2 separate regions of the Homo sapiens genome follow, and region 1 is linked to region 2. Evidence: chromatin contacts called from ENCODE Hi-C or POLR2A ChIA-PET data. All regions are on one chromosome and are shown on one strand. The core of a region is the stretch at or near the end of the contact, and the rest is flanking DNA. Distances in the headings are between cores, read along the strand shown. Region 1 has its middle 23 kb from the start of TNFSF10. Region 2 has its middle 28 kb from the start of LINC02068.

Evidence for each region. Hi-C counts contacts between places; a loop is a spot of excess contacts on that map. ChIA-PET counts read pairs that join two places held with the same protein, here RNA polymerase II (POLR2A). Pooled maps may share reads with other maps.
Region 1: a loop to region 2 is called in a map of PC-9, with 3 times the contacts of the local background. The contact joins two enhancer-like sites. A Hi-C loop is called at or near these places in 1 of 168 maps with a recorded cell type or tissue (PC-9), 1 of 37 single-sample maps with no recorded cell type and 7 of 50 pooled maps. POLR2A ChIA-PET finds 5 or more read pairs at or near these places in 3 of 52 experiments (HepG2, activated CD4-positive, alpha-beta T cell and naive thymus-derived CD4-positive, alpha-beta T cell).

The regions. Positions count from the first base shown.
Region 1 is chr3:172,544,570-172,548,436 of GRCh38, reverse strand. No RefSeq gene overlaps it. Among named protein-coding and RNA genes, the nearest start is that of TNFSF10, 23 kb to the right of the region's middle. Within about 2 kb of position 2,241, at least 5 of the 41 ENCODE cell types and tissues checked have a DNase peak (open chromatin) inside an H3K27ac peak, as active enhancers do; they include PC-9, where a contact is called at or near this core.
Region 2 is chr3:172,621,747-172,625,903 of GRCh38, reverse strand. No RefSeq gene overlaps it. Among named protein-coding and RNA genes, the nearest start is that of LINC02068, 28 kb to the right of the region's middle. Within about 2 kb of position 2,048, at least 7 of the 41 ENCODE cell types and tissues checked have a DNase peak (open chromatin) inside an H3K27ac peak, as active enhancers do; they include PC-9, where a contact is called at or near this core.

The DNA.
Region 1 (3,867 bases), core at 992-3,491, 78 kb after region 2:
GATTAGGGCCCATCCTTATGACTTTATCTGACCTTAATTACCTCTTTAAAGACCCTATCTCCAAATACAGTCACATTCTGAGATACTGGGGGTTAGGGCTTCAACATATGAATTGAGGAGAAACACAATTTAGTCTATAACAGGTATTAATATAAATCAAGCATATTTTTTGACATACGGGCATACGGTCTATCTCCTGAAAATATTTATTAGCCTTGAAGTCCAGACAGTCTTAAGACAATGCTTTTGCGTGTTGTACCTTTGCATATTTACTTCTATGGCATCCTGAAAGGCAAGTTCTTCCTCTTCCCAATCCTAGGATAATGCTATCTGCATTTGGAATCATCACTTTAAAATCATTTAATCAGCAGGGTGCGGTGGCTCACGTCTGTAATCCCAGCACTTTGGAAGACCGAGGTGGGCGGATCACAAGGTCAGGAGATGGAGATCATCCTGGCTGACATGATGAAACCCTGTCTCTACTAAAAATACAAAAAATTAGCTGGGCATGGTGGCACATGCCTGTAATCCCAGCTACTCGGGAGGCTGAGGCAGGAGAATTCCTTGAACCTAGGAAGCAGAGGTTGCAGTGAGCTGAGATTGCGCCACTGCACTCTAGCCTGGTGACAGACTCTGTCTCTAAATAAATAATAAATAAATAAATAAATACATAAATAAAATCATTTCATCATTTAGGAGAGAGTAGATCTCCTCTCCCACAGAGCCTTCCCTCAAATGCTACATCTATACACTTCTGTATGGGAGAATAGCCAATTCAGAGTCTGGAAACCAGAATTCTAGTCATAGTTTTATCTCTAACTAGTCAAGTGATCCTAGGAAAGTTATATCACCTCTTTAGGGCAAGGCAACATTTGGCCTGTAGCCTTCACCTCTGGAAACAAGTTCCCTTTCATTACTCTTCACTGAGAGTCAAAATGTGCAAGGGCCGGGAGCAGTGGCTCATGCCTGTAATCCCAGCACTTTGGGAGGCCGGGGCAGGCAGACCACCTGAGGTCAGGAGTTCAAGACCAGCCTGGCAAACATGGAGAAACCTCGTCTCTACTAAAAATAGAAAAATTAGCCGGGTGTGATGGCAGGCACCTATAATCCCAGCTACTCAGGAGGCTGAGGCAGGAGAATCACTTGTACCCAGGAAGTGGAGGTTGCAGTGAGCCAAGATCAGGCCACTGCACTCCAACCTGGGCAAGAGAGAGAGACTCCGTCCTAAAAAAAAAAAAAAAAAAAAAAAAAAGTTCCCAAAGATCACTGGTCTCTCATTATTTTCACACAGTTATTTTGTAACCAAATCTAACATTCAGATGTTATACAAAATAGAAAACAGATTACTATGGCAAGAGTCCAGGTTCTACTACCTAAAAAAGAAATAGGAAAATGAAACTTCACAATAGAAACTGATTTCAACAGGAGAAAAATGAAACACAAACTTATATTTCCTCTTTGCAGCTATGTTTTGGGACTTCCTCTTTCACCCATCAAAATATTTCTTTAAAAAAAAAAATCTTTCCTTCCAAGTTTTTTCTTCCTTTGTTACTATGACATGAATAAATCACCTTGTAGATTCTCTGTGTTTTGACTGCCTTCTCATGGTCAGGGACTAGAAAGACCTGTTGTGTGGCCATTTGCTATGGTCTGCCCTACCCTGACCCCTCAGTTCCTACATTGAAGTCCCAACCTCCCAGCTGATGGTAGTAAGAGGTGGGATCTTTTGGAGGGTGACTGGATCATGATGGCCAAGCTCCTGTGAATGGGATTAGTGCCCTTCTAAAATAGGCCCAAGGGAGCTCATTCACCTCTTGTCACCTCTTTTCACCTCTTCCACCATGCAAAGACACAGCAAGAAGATGCTGTCTTTGAACCAGGAAAGCTAGCCCTCACAGACACCAAGTCTGCCTTGATCTTAAACTTTCCAGGCCCTGGAACTGTGAGAAGTAAATTTCTGTGGTTTATAAACCACCCAGTTTAAGATATTTTGTTGTAGAAACCCCAACAGACTAAGTCAGCAATGCAAAAAATATTAGAACTAAAGGGACCTTGCACTAATCTCATATAAGCCCTTCATTTTTAAATATGAAAACAAAACAAAACCGAAGTCCTGGCAATTAGCCTACTAAATCCACAGGTAGCCAGAGGTAGAACTGACTCATTGTTATGTCTCCCCAGCTCAAACGTGTTCTTCCAGATCATAAACATTGGCTTATGCTTCTTTCCATCTCCTTTAAACCCCAGACAACTGCTGGGCACATGTAATACTTTAAAAATATTTCTATATCGGCCAGGCATGATGGCTCATGCCTGTAATCCCAGCACTTTGGGAGGCCGAGGTGGGTGCATTACCTGAGGTCAGGAGTTTGAGACCAGCCTGAGTAATATGGTGAAACACCGTCTCCACTAAAATTACAAAATTAACCAGGCTTGGTGGCATGTGCCTGAGGTCCCAGCTACTTGGGAGGCTGAGGCAGGAGAACTGCCCAGGAGGCAGAGGTTGCAGTGAGCCGATATCACACCATTGCACTCCAGCCTGGGCAAAAAAATCAAAACTCCATCTCAAAATAAATAAATAAATAAATACCAAAAACAAAATACTCATATAGCAACAATGCCATTACCCTAAAATGGTGGTAAAGGCTAAAAGCAAAAAATCCTAAAAAGAGAGAAAAGTATTAATGTAATAACCCTAGAACCACGAAGAATTATTTCCAAGTATTAATATAATTTGGTAAAATAATTGTTAGACCCAATGGAATCATCAAGAAAAGCAACCACGTGATTATACAACATGCTCTGCTATAGAATAGAATAAACCTTTCAGAGCTGGAGAGAACCACAGACTTACGTAGTAACAACTCTTAATTTTGAAGGTAAGAAAGCAAAAGGACAAGAATAGCCAAGATTTTCTTGAAGAAGGTGGCAAGAAGGCTTTTTGTTTTTATTTATTTATTTATTTATTTATTTATTTATTTATTTATTTATTTTTGAGTTGGAGTCTCGCTCTGTTGCCCAGGCTGGAGTGCAGTGGTGCGATCTCAGCTCACTGCAAGCTCCACCTCCTGGGTTCACACCATTCTCCTGCCTCAGCCTCCCAAGTAGCTGGGACTACAGGTGCCCGCCACCACGCCCGGCTAATTTTTTGTATTTTTAGTAGAGACGGGGTTTCACCGTGTTAGCCAGGATGGTCTCGATCTCCTGACCTCGTGATCTGCCCACCTTGGCCTCCCAAAGTGCTGGGATTACAGGCATGAGCCACCGCTCCCAGCTAATACATTTTATTATATTAAAATTAACAATTTCTGCTTATTAAAACAAACCACTAAATGAGTGCAAAGAAAATCCACAAAGCACTCGATTATTTGCAACACACATAAGCAGCAAAGGACAAGTATCTAGACTACCTGAAGAATTTCCACAAATTGGCCAGGCGTGTGCCTATAATCCCAGCTACTCAGGAGGCTGAGGCAGGAGAATTGCTTGAACCTGGGAGGCAGAGGTTCCAGTGAGCTGAGATCACGCCACTGCACTCCAGCCTGGGCAACAGAGCAAGACTCTGTCTCAAAAAAACAAACGACAACAACAAAAAAAGAATTCCCACATTTGGTAACAGCAAAACAATATGATAGAAAAAAGCATTAAAAAAATTTTTTGAACAGTTACTGCCAGGAAGATGGAACCCTAATTAAATAATTACATATCAAGAAACAATTACATATTAAAAATATAATTAGGTTGAATATTATAAGGAAATGCAAATTAAAGCCCCATTATGAGGAAATGCAAATTAAAGCCACAGTGACATCCTCTTATACACTACCAGCTGGCAAAACACTCCTACAATACCAAATGAGTATGCAG
Region 2 (4,157 bases), core at 799-3,298:
TACATTCACCCTCCTTCCAGATGTCTCTCCTGAGCCATCCTTAGGCCTACCAGGGCAGCAAGCCTCAATCTAAATGCATTACCTTCTTCCCTGAAGTGCCATTGCATTATATGGTCCCTATGTCATTTGATTGTATCACCTTCTCTTAGGTCTCTAGTTACTCAAGCTAGAATTATAAGTTTTATTTATTTCCTCCAGTCCTTCAACTTTCAATCAATCACCAAGCCCAATCAGTTTTACTTCCTAAATATTTCCCAACACCATTCCCTTTTTTTTCCATCCCTGGACACACTGTTTTACTTGAGTCATCACTTCTTGCCCAAACAATTGCAATAACTCCCTAACTACTTGTCTCCCTCAGTTTCATGTTCCTCAAATGTATCCCCTCCACAGCTGCAAAAACGATGAATTAAAACTCACACCTGACAAGATACTTCTCAGCTTCAAGTCCTGTTGCCTACTGGCAGGTTTCAAGCCACTTAATGTTATGTGCCCGGCTCTCCCTCGTGACCTTGCCCCTGCCCACCTCTGCAGCAGTAGTTCCTTACGTGTGGTCTGGGGACCCCTTGGGGGCCCACAAAATCAAAACTATTTTCATAATACTATGTTATTTGCCTTTGTCACTTTTTCTTTCATGAGTGCACAGCGGAGTCCTCCAGCAGCTACAGACATGTGATGTTGCAACAGATCCAAGGCAGAAGCAGGTGTGAGAATCCAGCTGTCTCTAGTTAAGCTAGACATTAAAGAGATTTGTAGGCCCGGGCGTGGTGGCTCACGCCTGTAATCTCAGCACTTTGGGAGGCCGAGGTGGGTGGATCATCTGAAGTCAGGAGTACAAGACCAGCCTGGCCAACATGGTGAAACCACGTCTCTACTAAAAATACAAAAATTAGCTGGGCGTGGTAGCGCGCACCTGGAGTCCCAGCTACTCGGGAGACTGAGGCAGGAGAATCACTTGAACTCAGGAGGCGGAGGTTGCAGTGAGCCGAGATCGCGCCACTGCACTCCAGCCTGGCGACAGAGCGAGACTCCGTCTCAAAAAAAAAAAAAAAAAAAAAAAAAGATACTTGTAAAAATATAATACAACGCCACATTTTTCACTAATTTGTATTTGAAAAATTCAGGATTTCTTTCGTAAAATAGAGCTTAAGATAACATGTAATTAAATACATTAATAACTACATTTCAAATTTATCAGCTTTAGTCTCCCTCCCTCCCTCCCTTCCTTCCTTCTTTTTTTGTTTGTTTTCCTCAGGGTCTTGTTCTGTTACCCAGGCTGGAGCATGCAGTGCCACAATCTTGGCAAACAGCCTCGACCACCCAGGCTCAAGTGATCCTTCCACCTCAGCCTCCTAAGTAGCTGGGACTACAGGTGCATGCTACCATGCCCATCCAACAGTTTCTTAAAAGTAAATAAACATCGGCCGGGCGCGATGGCTCACGCCTGTAATCCCAGCACTTTGGGAGGCCGAGGCGGGTAGATCACGAGGTCAGGACATCGAGACCATCCTGGCTAACAGGGTGAAACCCCGTCTCTACTAAAAATACAAAAAATCAGCCGGGCGTGCTGGCGGGCGCCTGTAGTCCCAGCTACTCTGGAGGCTGAGGCAGGAGAATGGCGTGAACCTGGGAGGCGGAGCTTGCAGTGAGCCGAGATCACACCACTGCACTCCAGCCTGGGCGACAGAGCGAGACTCCGTCTCAAAAAAAAAAAAAAAAAAAAAAAAAGTAAACATCAATAAATGAAGCCCACATAAACAAAAGCTCTTCGTGGGGGAGGGGGAAGGGTCCTCAATAATGTTTAAGATTGTAAAGTCCTGAGACTGAAAAGTTTGAGAGCTGCTGCTCTGTAGCATCCTCTCCTGGCCGTCCCTGCACATCGTGCTGTGGTACAGCTAGCCAACCCGGAACTTATTACCGCGGTTCTGTTCGTGTTCCGCACATGCGCCATGTTCTCTTACCGAACACCCTTCCTTCTCCTTAGAGTGCTTTTCACTGTTCTTGTATTTCTTTGCCAGCCTCCTCCAGGAGCCTTTCCTAACTCCTTTCTCAGGAGGATTTAGGGGTCGTTCCTCGGGTCTCACACTGCACTCCACACATGACATGGTAATTGTCTGCAGGTAGGTCTGACTCCCTCACAAGACTAGGACCCTTGATGTGGGGGTCACGTCAGCCTCACCTCTGTGACCCCAATGCCTGACATGGTGCCTCTTATAAGCGCTCAATAAATCTTTGATGAACAACCAACTGTATCATTCTTCTTCCTATTAACAACGCATAGTTTTCAGGATATGTAAAATAATGCCTGATACTTTTGTATATATTCGCTTATTTATATTCCTGAGATAAAATATCTGGGGCTTTCTTTCCTGCATGAGTTTTCTTTCTACTAATGTATTGAAAATCTTATTTGGTTAAAGAGTGAAATTCCAAAGCCTATAATATAATAGACATTTAAAAATTTAAAGCCATTGCCAGTAGAGGGCGCCTTGAAAGTCAACGACGTTCGCCATCCCATACACTGCGGTTTGTGTTTTGTGTTTCATCTGGATTCTTTTTCTTTTCTTTTCTTTTCTTTTTTTTTTTTTACAAAAAAGAAAGAAAAGATTTATCAATAGCTTTCTTGTACTTTTTGTAAAAGGTCAATAAAAGTCATAGTTCATCACAGGATTAAGTTGGGTTGTTTTTTATAAAATAGAATTGAAAATTCTCATAACTACCTGATTAAAAAAATGACTGAGTTCTCAAAACAAACAAAACAGGACTTGCATTAATCCTTTGTTGAAATATGACTCACCTCTCTGCTTGCCAAAGTGTTTTATTTTTTTTTAACATGCTTTTATTCAAGGTAGATATTTGCCATCCCTTTGCAGAAAGGCTGACAGAACAGTGGTGGTCTGCATTTTTGAGGGACCGTTTAGTGTAGCAGGAAATATACGACCTTTATCTTTTCATTCTGTTTGCTGGCAAACCCCAGGCACCCAGCACTGCATTATAGAAAAACTGCCTTTGAAAACAACAAATAAGGCAGGGAGGGGTGGCCTTCAAAAGCTGGGGCACAGGTTCCAGCAAACAACATCCAGCCACGATGTTTGTGGAACTGCCATATTTTTAAAAACAGACATAAAATGATTAAGAAGGAAAACCTCACCATTCATTTCATGTAGAAGAGAGGAAATATCATGAACTAAAATTTGGGAAACTGTAATCCCAGTTCCAGCTCTGCCAGTAAATATCTCGGTAAATTTAAGTTTTTATTGGGGTTTTGTGTTCCCCATCTTAAAAGTCATTTTATCTAAACCTCTTTCTTACTCCCCCCAAATACTTGAAACAGCTTATAATTAAACAAAAAATATAATGAAATTGTGACACAGAAATAGTAGCTCTGTATTAGTGTGTTTTCACACTGCTATAAAGAATACCTGAGACTGGGTAATTTATGAACAAAAGAGGATTAATTGACTCACAGTTCTGCGTGGCTGGGGAGGACTCAGGAAACTGACAATCATGGCAGAAGGTGAAGGGGAAACAAGGCACATCCTACATGGTGGCAGGAGGGAGAGAAGAGCACAAAGGGGCAAGAGTCTCACACTTATCAAACAACCAGATCTTGTGAGAGAACTCCCTTATTATCATGAGAACAGCATGGGGGAACCACCCCCATGATCAAATCACCTCCCACCAGGTCGCTCCCTCAACACCTGGGGATTACAATTTGGATTACAATTAAAAATGAGATTTGGGTGGGGATACAGAGCCAAACCATATCAGGCTCATAGCCAAGGAAATGAACAAAAATATGCTAACTAGAAAAATCAGTTTATGTGGTTGAACTTCCAGTTTGGCCCTGAGGACCCTGGCAGTCAAGGCAAAAAGTAGAAAATTTAGTCAGTGACTCAGTCTTTATTTTAAACAGGAAGAAGTCTTCTAATTTCTCAGAGTTGATCATCTTTCTTTATCAATAAATTCTAAAAGAAAATCCCGACATGTGACCTACTGAATAATGTCCTCAATTATTTTAAAGCAATACAGCAGGAACTTTCACGTAACTATTTATTTAATGAACCTCAATGAGAACTGTGGACGTGACTTTAAACATCAGTGTAACCATATATTGAATCAATAAAAGTAACAGTGTTTGTCCTACTACTTGTCTC